2 separate regions of the Homo sapiens genome follow, and region 1 is linked to region 2. A link is an interaction called in ENCODE POLR2A ChIA-PET data of the cell type or tissue named here. Cell type or tissue: PC-9. All regions are shown on one strand. Links, peaks and the distances in the headings refer to the core of each region. The heading gives the core; the rest is flanking DNA.

Region 1 (7,243 bases), core at 906-5,905, 220 kb before region 2:
TTCCCCTCCATTGGAAGCATGAAGAAATTTTTCTCCAGTCTTCACCCTGAGAATTTGGTGGGGCCCCTCAAGATAAAACAAAAGCTGGGGTGTGTCCCTAGAACTGGGGCATCTGGAATTTTTAACTCAACACTGCCCACAGTGAGCATTCAGAAATTTTCAATTTCAGTTTCGGTGTTCCTACCTGTGTGCTCCAGATGTGGGCTTCTACTCTTGGTAAGTTGGGATCCTCTTTATTTGCCTGTGTCTCCAATTTTCAGAGTGAGGTTTGTCCTGTGACTTCAATTTTCTGATGGATCTAAGAAAAGTATTGGTTTTCAGTTGGTTCAGCTTTTTTTCTTGTTGAGAAGATGCTTTAGGAAGGGGGTGGATTTGTAGGGACAATAGAGAAAAGGGAGAGCAAAGGTGAGGGACAGCGAAGGGAGGCAGGGCATGCAGAAGAACAAAGACCCTCCGGAGCCAGGACCTCCACTTTCCCGTGACCATGCCGCACCTTCCGCCCGCCAGGAATCTCTCTGCTGGCCACCCAATTCCTGCTGCCACTACAGCCTCCAATGTGGTGGTTTTCACTGATTATTCATTAGAATCCCCTGGGAGCTCCTATGAATCCCTGCACCTAAGCTTATCCTAATAAAAAGCATCATAGAGGGTTTTAATGTGTAGCAGGTGCTGAGAACCAGTGATCTAGATTCTTGCATGTTAAAGAGGGGTGGGTCTATGGACCAGCAGCACTGACACCACCAGGGAGCTTGTTAGAAATGCAGCAACTCAGGCCCAATCCCAGAAATACCAAATCAGAACTTTCATTTTAAAAGACCCACAAGTAAGATTTCTATGCCCGTTAAAGTTTGTGAAGTGCTGCCAAGATGATCCTCCTATCTCTCCAATTATTGTTGTTCTCTTGAAGCAGACATCTCCCTGGGAACTGCTACGTGAGCCAGGTGATGACCACATGATAAAAGCAGAGAAACTTACAACTCAGCATAGATGTTGTGCCTGCTGTGAGTCACCGGGGGTAACATGTTTATTTTTTATTTTTATTGATTTATTTTTTTGAGATGGAGTCTCACTCTGTTGCCCAGGCTAGAGTGCAGTGGCATGATCTCGGCTCACTGCAACTTCCGCCTCGTGGGTTCAAGCGATTCTCCTGCCTCAGCCTCCTGAGTAGCTGTGATTACAGGCTTGTGCCACCACGCCCAGCTAATTTTTGTATTTTTAGTAGAGACGGGGTTTCACCATTTTGGTCAGGCTGGTCTCAAACTCCTGACCTCGTGACCTGCCACCTTGGCTGGTCTTGAACTTCTGACCTCGTGATCCCCCCCAAAGTGCTGGGATTACAGGTGTGAGCCACCAGTAACATGTTTTAAGTGGAGTGAATTAGATCTTCTGACAGGGGAAGGGGATTGAACTCTTCAGTCTGAAATACCAGTACTGGTTTAATTAGTCTGGATTGACCAGAGCAAAAAATGCTATAAATGAACATCCACCAGAGTTGAGGTTAGTTTGCAGGCTAGGGTTCAGTTTAAAAAACTTGAGTGGAAAAGCAGATAAAGCAAGAGGCAAAAGGAATGAACATTAGGAGTAAGGAAGTGAGGGGAGGAAGACCAGAGGCCAAGCCAGGTCAGGGGAAGAGAAGCACCACAGGGAGGGCTGGGGATGCAGAGGGAGGATGACGAGAGAGAGGAAGTGCAGAGGGTGGTCCTACATACTGACTCCCCTGAGTCACAGGGATGCAATTCCTCAATCCTGGCTTACTTTTATAAGCTCCTTTCCTACAAGATCTCAGTACTTTGTTGCTATAGACTGAATGTTTGTGTCTTCCCTCCCCCAAATTCGTATGTTGAAATCCTAACCCCCAATGTGCTCATAAGAGGAGATAGAGCCTTTGAGAGGCAATTAGGTCATAAGGGTAGAGCTCCCATAAATGGGATTAGTGCCCTTATAAGAAGAGACACAGAAGCTTGCTCTCAATCTCTGCTCTCAGACATACGAGGATATAATGAGAAGACAGCCACCTGCAAACCAGGGAGAGAGCCCTAACCACACACCAGATCTGCCAGCACCTTGTTCTTAGACTTCCCAGCTTCCACAAGCGTGAGAAATAAATGTTTAAGTCATCTAGCCTGTGGTGCATTTGTTACAGCACCTTGAGCTGACCGAGACATTTGTGGAATAAAATATTAATAGGCATTTGTCTGGCATATTAATGCTCACCAGGACCAGCGCAAAAAGCACAGGTTGGGTATAGCAACGAAGAGCTTGGACTTGGGAGCCACACAACTTAAAATCCCAATCTCAGCTCTGACAGTTATTAGCTGGTGACCTCAGCCATATCTGTTGGCCTCCCTGGGGCCCTTTCTCATTTCCTGGCATGATACTGGCAATTACTTCATAAAAGCAAATGCAGAAAACCTGTGAAGCAAAATCACAATGCCTGGAATCTGTAAGATTTTATATATATAACATATTAATGCAATATATGTATATTTAGTAATATACACAAGGAGCTGAGACAATTCTTCTAAATGTTGTTGATTGAAGATTGTCCACCATTCCATATTAGTTGCCTAGGTTCCTTTTAAGTGACAGTGCTAAATGAGAGTAAGATCACTTACAAAGTTATTTTCACTAAATTAATGTGTAGACCTTGTTTGGATCCTGATTTAAACAAATGGTGAATACAAAGACACATATGATACAGTTGGAAAATTTTGAAAATGGTTTCACTGTTAGACATTAAGGAATTATTCTTAATTTTGTTAGGTGTGATAATGGCTTAGTGGTTATGTCAGGAAAAAAGAGTTTTTGGCAGTTAGGAGACTCATAAGGTACATGGATGTGCTTTGGTCAAGGAATAGGCCGAGGTGGACATCCAGGCCAGAGTGACTCAGCGAGTTTAGGGCACAGGTGCATACTCCACTTGTTATATAACCTGTTTGTGTAAGTTCATACTTGGCTCTGAGCCCCTATTGTCTGTAGAAGGTATAACTGCCCTGCAGATGCTGTGCACGGGGCTCAGTTTGGCATGGCACGGCACGGCATGGCACGGCACAGCTTGCGTGCTGCTGCCCAGAGAGAGAGTAATGCTGGGGACCCCTGTAAGGGAGAGCCAGTTGCTTCGAAGGCAGACAGAGGGGGAGCCAGGAACTGGCTTGTGCCCAGAGGGAAAGAGTTAGGCTGCTGACCCTGTGGCTGGCCTTGCAGGCCAGGGAGTGCAGCTGCAAGCATGGGAGTGGCAGGAGCCACAGAGCCAGAGCAGACAGGTGGACAGTGTAAGAGAGCTGCTGATGAGAGAGCTGCTGAATAAAATTACATTTCACCTACTTACAGCCCCCCGAGTGTTCTTTCAGCTATTCGCCCATCCACCCACTTGCCTCAGACCTCAGCTGAGGCTGGAATCTAACCCCAAGCAGGACATTTGGCATAGTCGTGGCCGTGGACCTGACACTGTTGAAATATTAGGTCAGAACACAGAATATTGCCAATAGTTGACCACTTCTGACCTACAAAAACAGCAGTTTCATATGGTTCAATCTATTATTAACAAGTAAAATAATTTGATATCTAGAATTATTTTAAAATATTTCTGTGGGAAAATGGGGTGAAGGGGTGGATAGATGAAATAGGATTGTCAAAATATTGACAATAGTGGGTCTGAGTGATGAGGATGTTGGGATTCATCATGCTCTTCTCTCTCTCTGTTTGTGTTTGCTTGAAACTTTCCATAAGTTTTGTTTGGTATTCCACTGTGTATTATGACTACAAGGTAGTTTTTATGACCATAAGTGAACTTTAATTTAATTTTGTGTAAACACACAAAAAGGAGAGATTGAATTGGGCTGTGTAAATGAACCTAAGGGCAGGTGGAGCTGGTGTCACCAATGATTGATTGACTGCCTTGAACATCTCGAGGACCCCCTCTGTCATTGTCTTTCTCTTCCCTGTTCCTTTTGGAACATTAATTCGCTGATACAAACTTGTCCAAGTAGTGGGGTGTGGACACAGAGAGAGCTGTGCTGGGCTAGCAAGCCCACATCCTTATGTTTTGTGATTAAAAAAGAAAAAGGAACAAGAGGTTCTTATTCTCTGGCAGGAATTTAACAAGTCCCAAGAGCCCTGATTAGCCCCGTTTAGATCAGGCGCCCACTCCTTAGACCAATTAGTGTGGCCTTGGCTGTGAGAGGCTGTAATTGGCCCAGCTTGGGTCACGTGACCACCTCAGTAGCCAGGAGGGCTCTTTGTGCTCTGAAGATTCTGGGATGGAAGAAGGGCTGAGTAGACAGAAACACTAGCCACCCTTATAAGGTTTCTGGTTCTTTGCACTAGCTATTAGATTACAAGCAGTCTGATCACAGATCATGTCTTTTTCCTTACCAGTTAATTATTTGTTTCCCCAGTTTTTATTTCAAAGTTTAAAGACCTGGTTGCAAGGCTTGTTGCAAAACAGAATCAGCATTCCCCCTTTCCTTTCCTTGGAGGTGACTAGTAACTCTCTGAAGTGGTTCTTTTGGTTTTGCTTCCACAAATTGGAGTGACATCTTTCTATTCCTCTATTTGGTTTTTCAGTTACAGGCATTGTCTACCTAGTCCGATCATTGAGATGATTTTGATGTCTTTCACACCCACCCACACTCCTACCCAACATATTCATCCTTTCTATCCCCTCATGTTGCCTGTAAATTATATCAGTAGCATTGATTAGGTCAATATTTAACATTTACACGATCCTGAGTATGTAAACTCTATCTCTAGCCAAGCTACACCTGCACCACTTTGTATTCTCCTTAGAGTTCATAATTTTTTTCCCATGGAAATTTTTTCTTAGCTGGGTAGAGGCCATCTCACTAGCATACATCTTTGTTTTATAGAATTACACATACGTCTGAACTCGAGATTTCACCCCCATGATTTCAGGTTACTCACACCCTCCAAAATTCATTTGTTTTTCATTGTATTTTATAAAATAGTTACAAGTATGGCAGCCATGCGGTTGAAAACAATTTTAGGAGGACCTATAGTTACAGAAATGCATCAAATTTGGTCATTATTTTAAAAATATAGATAGCTACCTCTTCAACAATGTAGAGAAAGCATATAAAACAGCATATAAAATATTTCTGAACTTTTAACTATAGTGTCTTAGGATCAAGAGGTATGTATGCTTATTGCAAAATTTGGTGGTTTCTAAATATTAAAATCAGCCTAATGCTTGCAATGTTGAAATAATGTTCAGGAAAGATATCCTAACAGTGGTTCTCAAAGCATAGTTTAGAACAGCATCAATCTCACTTAGGAACTTGTTAGAAATGCAAATCTCCCTCCCCTTTAATGAGAAAGAGGGAAAGGCGGGGAGCAATCTGTGTTTTAGAAGGCCTCCAGATGATTCTGATGCAGACTGGAGTTTGAAAACCAGTGTCCTAGACAAACATTGTGTAAGTTAGGGATCATGTCCAGCTGTTAGTAATAGAGACTTGAGATGACAGTGGCTTAAAGCACATACCAAGTTTTTCCTTACATAAAAGGAGACTGCAGGTAGGTAGTCTTGGATGATTCAGATGTCATATTTTCACTCTGTCCCTGCCATATAACTCCCATCCTCATGGTTTTAAAATGGTTGCTGAAATTTCAGCTATAACAAACATTCTAGGCACAGGAAAAAGCAAGAGAGATGGGGAGAAGGCAAGCTAGGTAAATTACCTTCCAAGCGCACTCTCAGATGTCCCACCCAGTGACTTAGGCTTTAAACTCATTTGCCCACCACCCCATAGTTGAAAGGGAAGCTGGGAATTAACAGCTGGTCACATTGTTGCTCAGAATATAACCAGGGATGCCAGAAAGAATGGATATTAGAAGGAACTAGCAACTTCTAGATCCTTCCTGGAATGGAGTCAGTCATCAAAGTTAAGCCTTTAAGAACATTATTCTGAAATAGCTCTTTACTACCCATGCATTAAAACACCATCTTTTATCTGCTAGAGGAAAAACTACTTCCTTGTTTTAGGCAAAAGTCTTGGCTTACTTTGAGAATCTGAAGAGCCATTTATCAGAATAAATGAATACAATTTCACATAAGTAGAGGCTGTAGTTGTATACATCAACCAAGCATCCTGCACAGTTTCTGAGAAGTTGATTTATAACAAACATACATGAAAAACAATCAATTAAAAACTCCATTCTCTTCAGGATTATAATTTCTCTCATGGAAATGCATCATAAGGAAGTAATTCAAGGAGAAGCTGTACGAACAACACTGTTCATAGCACTGTTATTTATGACAGCAAAAAAAAAAAGTAGTTTACAATTCAAATGTCCTACAGTAAAGTAGAGGCTGAGTGAATTGTGGTATGACCATTACATAGCCATAAAGACCATGTAGCAACATGGCAGAGTGATTGTAAAAATATTGGCAGTGCGGGCAAATGTCAAAACACGTGTATGTAGATAAGAGCATTCAGAGAACTATAATGCTTTTGTCAGGATGTTAGAATTATGAATATACGTGGTTTCTGTTTAATTTCCTTTATTGTTCTATGAGAAACAACAAAGAACAAAACAAGAAACAAGAAGAACAAAAAAATAAATTTACCCAGGTTCCTGGCCATGATTTTCCCTGAGATTCTTTTCTGGCTGTTTGTCTTATGCATGATTCAACCGAGGGTGCTCCAGGAGGGCGTGCTTTGCTGCTCTGTGGGAAGGTTGTATGTAAGGCCCGATGAAGAGTCTTCCTGTGGCTTTGGTGTGTCCACGTGGGTTAACACCCTGATCATCTGTCTCTGAAGCCGTTTGTTTTGCATCACCAGATTTTTTTTCCAGTACTGAGAACAAATTTACAATCATCTATTCATTCTCTCTTGCCACAGTTTCCTCATAATCAGTTTCATGTAACTAGAAGCCAATTGTCCCAATTTAGGTGTAGATTTGTAGGTGCCAATGGGAACAAAAAAATATGAAACTTATGTAGGAATCAAATCAGTCTTTAATATGATGCTGTGTATAGACCTGCCTCACCACCACTGGCACCAAAAAATAGTCCCCTGTTCCTGAAATTACTGTGAATTTGCACAGTTGTCCAGCTTGGTAAGAGCTAGAATTAACCTTAGGTTGAGTATAGTGTTTATTTTTTTAGGTTGAAGATTCCCCAAATGCCCCAAATTCCTTGAGATGGATTGAGATTTGTGAGTGAAATATGCAAACCCCTGGCATATCTACATACTGGGTAGGCTGGTGACTGTTATGGGTTTAG
Region 2 (7,243 bases), core at 1,345-6,344:
TTATTTAAGAGAGTTGCTAAGATTCAAAGAATGAAAAAGAAATGGCAGAGATGAGCCTCATAAATGCCAGTGTGATTTTAAATAAACCTTTTTTTGTTTGTTTTTATGAAATCCAAAGTTTCAGTGCAGGACAGAGGTGGAAAAATGAACAGAAGATCTGTTTTAGGAAATCTAGGCTGCAGTACAATTCATACTGGTTTAAGCAGGGTGAGTTGAGTCATGTAATTGAACCAAGGAGAGGTTTCCCAGGTATTTCAGGAATGGCAGGAATCAGGTACTGCAACTGTGTTTCAAAGGAAATAGAGCTCAGCTTTCTTTTGAATTAGTTTGAATTTTCAAATAGATTAAAACATCGCCGAGTATGTAAAAATCTGTAAACATTATTATTAAAAAATAATAATTGGCTACTTTTGGAGGTTGCTAGACACCATTTATTATTCTAAAATTAATAACGATAAAAAGACTTTATCCTGCCTCTCCTATACACTTTATATTCAGAATAACCATAGTTAATGAGGGGGAAAAAAAATTTTTTTTTGAGACGGAGTTTCGCTCTTGTCGTCCAGGCTGGAGTGCTATGGCGCGATCTTGGCTCGCTGCAACCTCCCACCTCCCGGGTTCAAGTGATTCTCCTGCCTCAGCCTCCCAAGGAGCTGGGATTACAGATATGTGCCACCTCACCCGGCTAATTTTGTATTTTTAGTAGAGACGGGGTTTCTCCATGTTGGTCAGGCTGGCCTCGAACTCCTGACCTCAGGTGATTCACCCACCTCGGCCTCCCATAGTGCTGGGATTACAAGCTTCAGCCACCACGCCTGGCCATAATTTTTAAGAAATGTAATTAAATTTTACTTGGTCTACTCCATTTGGGCTATAATCTTACAAGAAAAATGTCCTCTTGGGGAATTATTGTTGTAAAGGTGAATTTAAAATTTTTTTTTGATGTTTAAAAAGAAAAAGAAGGCTCATTATTTTGTGATTACACAATATATTTTGCTTTTATAATTAAGATTCTTCGCTGCCTATAGCTTCATATTATTTATTTCCTATCCAGGTTACTTTGGATCCTAGAACTGTAAGAGATGAGACTTTCATGGAAGATTTGATTTATCATAACACAATATGAATCTCTAAGAGACTAAATCCAGCAGCCACTTTCACCTTAGTAATATTTCTCCCCAAAATAAAACTATATGAAGTATTTCACCAAGTATTCCATGATAAGTATTTTAAAATACACTTTCCCGACAGGGCACAATGGTTCATGTTTGTAATCCCAGCACTTCGGGAGGCAGAGATGGGAGGATCACTTGAGCCGAGGAGCCTGGGCAACATAGAGAGACCCCCATCTCTACAAAAATAAAAATAAATTAGCCAGAAGTGGTGGCGCACATTTGACCCAGGTACTCGGGAGGTTGAAGCAGGAGGATCCCTTGAGCTCAGGAGTTGCAGTGAGCTATGATTGCACCACTGCACTCCAGCCTGGGTGACAAAGTGAGATCCTGTGTCAAAAAAAAAAAAAAAAAAAAAAAATACACTTTCCAAAAGAATCATTTTCTCAAAGACTTAGACTTTTTTTTAAACAAAAATAAGTTACTAATCCATTAACCCAAGCAATTCACATGTTTGGCACAAATTAAAGCTGTCATGTAAACTTTTTTAATGGATGGGAATAAGTATGTAACTGAAAAATCAGGATATGTGAAATCTTTTCTCAAAAACTGCAAAATAATGGAGCACACAAAGGCAAGTTTGCACATGATTAAGTGTTGGTTTAGTACCTAAATTTGTTTGTTTATTTATTTATTTATTTATTTATTTATGAGACGGAGTTCCACTTTTGTTGCCAAGGCTGGAGCACAGTGATGCGATTTCGGCTCACTGCAACCTCCGCCTCCCGGGTTGAAGTAATTCTTCTGCATCAGCCTCCTTCATAGCTGGGATTACAGGCATGTGCCACCACACCTGGCTAATTTTTGTATTTTTTTAGTAGAGACGGGGCTTCGCCATGTTGGCCAGGCTGATCTCGAACTCCTGACCTCAGGTGATCTGCCCGTCTCAGCCTCCCAAAGTGCTGGGACTACAGGGGTAAGCTACCACACCCAGCCCTAAATTTGTTTTTTAGCGATCATTATAGCTGATTCATATGTGTGGGGATATGCCACCCACAACTCCTATAGGCTGTCCCTTCTTAGTGCAGAATTTAATAAGTTCAATTTCACTTTAAAATGGCATAAAATAGACATAAAACACTTCAGAAAGTTGAAAGTACTGTAACCACCCAATGGGTTCTCCTTGCCTGCTGCCTAGACAGAGCCAATTTATCAAGACAGGGAAATTGCAATGAAGAAAGAGTAATTCACGCAGAGCCGGCTATGCAGGAGACCGAAGTTTGTTATTACTGAAATCAGTCTTGCCGAGCATTTGGGGATCAGAGTGTTTAAAGATAATTTGGTGGGTAGGGGCTTGGGAAGTGGGGAGTGCTGAGTGGTCAGGTTGGAGATGGAATCATAGGGGGTGGAAGTTAGGTTTTCTTGCTGTCTTCTGTTCCTGGGTGGATGGCAGAACTGGTTGAGCCAGATTATCAGTCTGGGTGGTGTCAGCTGATCCATCAAGCTCAGGGACTGCAAAATATCTTGGGCACTGATTTTAGGTTTTACAGTAGTGATGTTATCCCCAGAAGCAATTTGGGGAGATTCAGACTCTTGGAGCCAGAGGCTGCATGACCCCCAAATTGTAATTTCTAATCTTATAGCTAACTTGTTAGTCCTGAAAAGACAGACTGATCCCAGGCAAGAAGGGGGTCTTTTCGGGAAAGGGGTATTTTCAATTTTGTTTCAGTCAAACCATGAACTGAACTCCTTCCCAAAGTTAGTTTGGCCTACACCCAGGAATGAACAAGGACAGCTTAAAGGTTAGAAGCAAGACGGAGTTGATTAGGTCAGATTTCTTTCACTGTCTTAATTTCCTAAGTTATAATTTTGCAAAGGTGGTTTCAGTACTGTGAAATTTCAGATGATAGCCTAATATAATTAGTATTTCCAAGATGAAAAACCTCTGAAGAATCACTAATGGTATCTGTTATTCTGGCAATTGATTAAAAGATATATTATAATGAAGCCCATAAAATCAGCAGAGGATGATTGAAAAAACACTTGGCATTTCACAAAGGAGAATCAGAGGACTAGACACACCTAGAGGTAAATTATAACGACCCTCCCCACCCATTACTCCAGGATGCCTACCAGATGTTGCTATTCTATGTGGTCTCTACTATTACAGTTATTCATTGTTTAGTCTATTAGACTGTAAATAATGTTTCTTCAGAAGCAGAAAGGGGCAATAGCTATACACTGATCTTCTGTCTCAGAAGAAATACCTTACAACATTGTATAATTTATCATGATGTGAAAAAAACAATATTGGAACACAGGCATTAAACTATTATTATATATCATCAGGGTTTTGTAAGGATTCTTAGATTACTTTCCCCTTATAAACACAATGTAATGTTGGCATCAAGAATTGGCAATCAAAGTAATAAGGCCATGACAGACTGTCAAAAAGAATTACAGACTCAAATGCAACAGCCTAGAGAACATGACATTGATTTTGTCAACTAGTTTAACAAGTTTGACAGCTTCCTCCTTGCCTGCTTGTCCAGACAAGTGATACTCACTGATGGCCCGAATGCTAAAAAGTCTATATTTCAATGTCTTTCCATTTCTATTCCTCCCCACATCTGGTCTTTTTCTGTGATAGTAACTGATTAAAACATTGGATTTTAAACCATGCTTAACCTAACTCATAATTAAAGAAATATACATTAAAACAGCCAATGACACGTTTGTTGGTTTATTTTATCTATTAGTCTGGCAAAGATTTAAAAAAAGACTGATAATGCTCAGCACTGGCAATGATCGGGGAAAATAGGTGTTCTCATATACTCTTGGAGGGAGATGAGTTCAATCTTTTTTGGAGACCAGTTTGGCAACATCTATGAAAATGTTTCACATGGGCTGGGCACGGTGGCTCATATCTTTAATCCCAGCACTTTGGGAGGCCTAGTCAGGTGGATCATTTGCGGTCAGGAGTTTAAGACCAGCCTGGCCAGCTTGGTGAAAACCTGTCTCTATTAAAAATACAAAAATTAGCAGGGTGTGGTGGCACATGCCTGTAGTCCCAGCTACTTGGGAGGCTAAGGCAGGAGAATCGCTTGAACCTGGGAGGCAGAGGTTGCAGTGAGCCAAGATTGCACCACTGTACTCCAGCCTGGGCAACAGAAAGAGACTCTCTTAAAAAAAAAAAAAAGTTTTACATGTATATACCCCTAGAGATAGCCTTTCCACTTTTAGGAATTTATTCCTATATTACTGATATGCTTGCACCAACTGTAATTTTGAAAAGTTGGAAACAAACTAAGTGTTCATCATTAGGGGATTATGCAGTGAAATACTCTGCTGTCATTATAAAGAATGAAATACGGCTGTATATTAGGACATGTGTAGCTGCCCATGTTACCTTGTTTGCAGAATAAAGCAAAGAGCACAACAACGACAGCTCTGGAATTTCATACAGGAAAGGCTTAAGGATGAAATCTGCTTGGAAGTGAGGGCTCTGAAACTTCACCAAAGCTTGCATTTGAATAGCAAACACGGTTTTCACTTAGCTGCTTACATGGAATATTTGTGGCTTTATCTTAGATTCTATGTTTATTTGTGGTTGTTTAGGAAGGTTAAAGAGATACGAAGATATAAATAAAGCCCTCCACACATACCAAGACACCACCTGATCCTGATACTGCAGAACACCACAAATTTTTATTTCTTCTTTTTATTGAGGTATAATTGACATACAATGAAATGCACAAATCTTGTATTTTCACTTCAATGTGTTTTCTGAGCCATTCTATATTTCTACATTTATTTTGTTTAACAGCATACTCAACTCTAAAGGAAGAGAATGGGAGTTGTAGGTGGGAAAAAAAGGTAATACACAAGCAATAGCTTGAATCTTAAAAGTATAATTTACATAAATAAGACATAATAAAAAGAGAAATTTTAATAATTTCTGGACTGATAATATTGCCAAATAAATACATGATAATGGGATCTTCTTTGTGTAGAACCGAAACAGCCATATAAACAGGTTTAGACTAATGTATTAGTAGGTCTGCCACTGTAGAAAAAAAATACCAGCTATACCCACAAAAAATCCCAGTGACAAGAGGTTAATCAGAATCTTCACATAGTAAAAAAATGCAGTTCAATGATTTTTGACTCTCTCTCTCTCTTCGTGCATGTGTATGTACACACACACACACACAGACACACACACACTCAGGTAACCACCTAAGTACTTAAAACAAGATCAAGAATATTTCCATCACTCCTGCCCTTTCCTCAAAATCCACCTGCAAATGATAGTTTTTCATACAAATGGAATCACACTGTACGTATTTTTTTAAACTGGCTTCTTTTACTTAGTTTTATGTTTTCAAGATTCGCCAACATTGTTTGCACCAGGTCATTCCTTTTTATTGCTGAGTATTGTTATATTATGCAAATAGACCAAATTTGTTCAGTGCATTCTCTTGTTAATGGACATATATGTTATTTTCAGTTTGGACACTGTAATGAATAAGATTGCTATGAACATTCCTGTTGAAATCTTTTTGTGGGTGTATGTTTTCATTTCTCTTTGGGTACATAAATACCTGATGAGCAAAATTCCTGGTCATATAGTAGGTATATGTTTAACTTTATTAAAAAGCTGCCGTGTAGTTCTCCAAAGAGAGGACGACTCCCAACAGCAATGTATGAAAGTTCCCTTTGCGTCATATCTTCACGAGCATTTGTATTGTCAATCTTTTATGTGCCAGCCATTTCAATGGATATGAAATAGTATCTCACTGTGGTATTAATTTGCATTTCCCTCATGCCTAATAATACTAGCAAATTTTTGTGTGCTTGTTGGCTGTCTATATACCTTTCGTGAAGTGTCTATTCAAATTTATTGCACACTTTTCCATTGGGCTGTTTGTATTTTTATTATCGATTTCTAACATTCCTTTACATATTCTGGATATGAGAGGCCTTTGTCAAATATCTGTATCATGAATTTTTTTTATTAGTCTCTGGCTTGTCTATTTTTTTTTTTTAAGAGATGAGGTCTCCCTTTGTCACCCAGGCTGCTGGAGTGCAGTGGCATGAACACGACTCACTGCAGCCTCCACTTCCTGGGCTCAAGTGATCCTTCCACCTCAGCCCCCCATACCCTTCCAAGTGGCTGAGACTACAGGCACACACCACCATGCCTGGCTAATTTTTGTATTTTTTGTAGAGACAGGGTTTTGTCATGTTGACCAGGCTGATTTGGAATTCCTGGGCTTCAGCAATCTGCCCATCTAGGACTCCCAAAGTACTGGAATTACGTGTGCCACCACACCTGGCCTCTTAATATAAGTGTCTTTTGATGAGTAAAAGGTTTTAATTAGGATACTGTCCAATTTATCAGTTTTTTTCTTTTATGATTAGTGCTGGTATTAGTTTCCTAAGGCTGTCATTAACAAATTGCCACAAACTGGATGGCTTAAAACAACAGATACTTATTTTTTATTTATTTACGTATTTGTCTTTTAAGAAAGAGTTTCGCTCTGTCACCAGGCTAGAATGCAGTGGTGCAATCTCGGCTTACTGCAACCTCCGCCTCCCGGGTTCAAGCAATTCTCCTGCCTCAGCCTCCAGAGTAGCTGGGATTACAGGTGTCTGCCACCATGCCCAACTAATTTTTCTATTTTTAGTACAGGCAGGGTTTCACCATGTTGGCCAGGATAGTCTCGGTCTCCTGACCTGTGATCCACCTGCCTTGGCCTCCTGAAGTGCTGGGATTACAGGCATGAGCCACCGCGCCCGGCAACAACAGACATTTGTTTTCTCACCATTCTGGAGGCCAGCAATCTAAAATCAAGATGTGGATGGGGCCATGCTCTTTCTGAAGGTTCTAGAGGACAATCTGTTCCATGCCTTTCTCTTAGTTTCTGACCTTGGCCACAATTCATGGCATTCCTTGGCTTGTAGATGCATCACTCCAATCCCTGCCTTCATCATCACCTGGTGTTCTAGTGCGTTTTTGTCTCTGGGTCTCTTCTTTTCTTATAAGGACACCAATCATATTGGATTAGGGTCCACCTTACTCCACTATAAACTCACCTTAACTAATTACAACTGCAATGACTATATTT

The links. ChIA-PET counts read pairs that join two places held together with the same protein. Peaks named below come from ENCODE experiments on the same cell type or tissue, not always from the same donor. Only the 100,000 strongest peaks of a DNase experiment are listed, where the experiment ranks them.
Region 1: POLR2A ChIA-PET joins it to region 2 with 8 read pairs; 4 of 35 experiments call an interaction of 5 or more read pairs at or near these places.

The regions. Positions count from the first base shown.
Region 1 is chr5:75,017,245-75,024,487 of GRCh38, forward strand. It overlaps a transcript of GCNT4 not described here. Among named protein-coding and RNA genes, the nearest start is that of GCNT4, 32 kb to the right of the region's middle. In PC-9, for the core only: a CTCF peak has its summit at 2,963; a DNase peak (open chromatin) is centred at 2,947; H3K27ac peaks cover 1,421 bases.
Region 2 is chr5:75,239,683-75,246,925 of GRCh38, forward strand. LOC124901006 (a long non-coding RNA gene) reads left to right here. Exons shown (of 2, transcript XR_007058823.1): 2 at 1,055-1,206. Among named protein-coding and RNA genes, the nearest start is that of ANKRD31, 6.4 kb to the left of the region's middle. In PC-9, for the core only: no CTCF peak of the experiment used is centred there; a DNase peak (open chromatin) is centred at 3,629.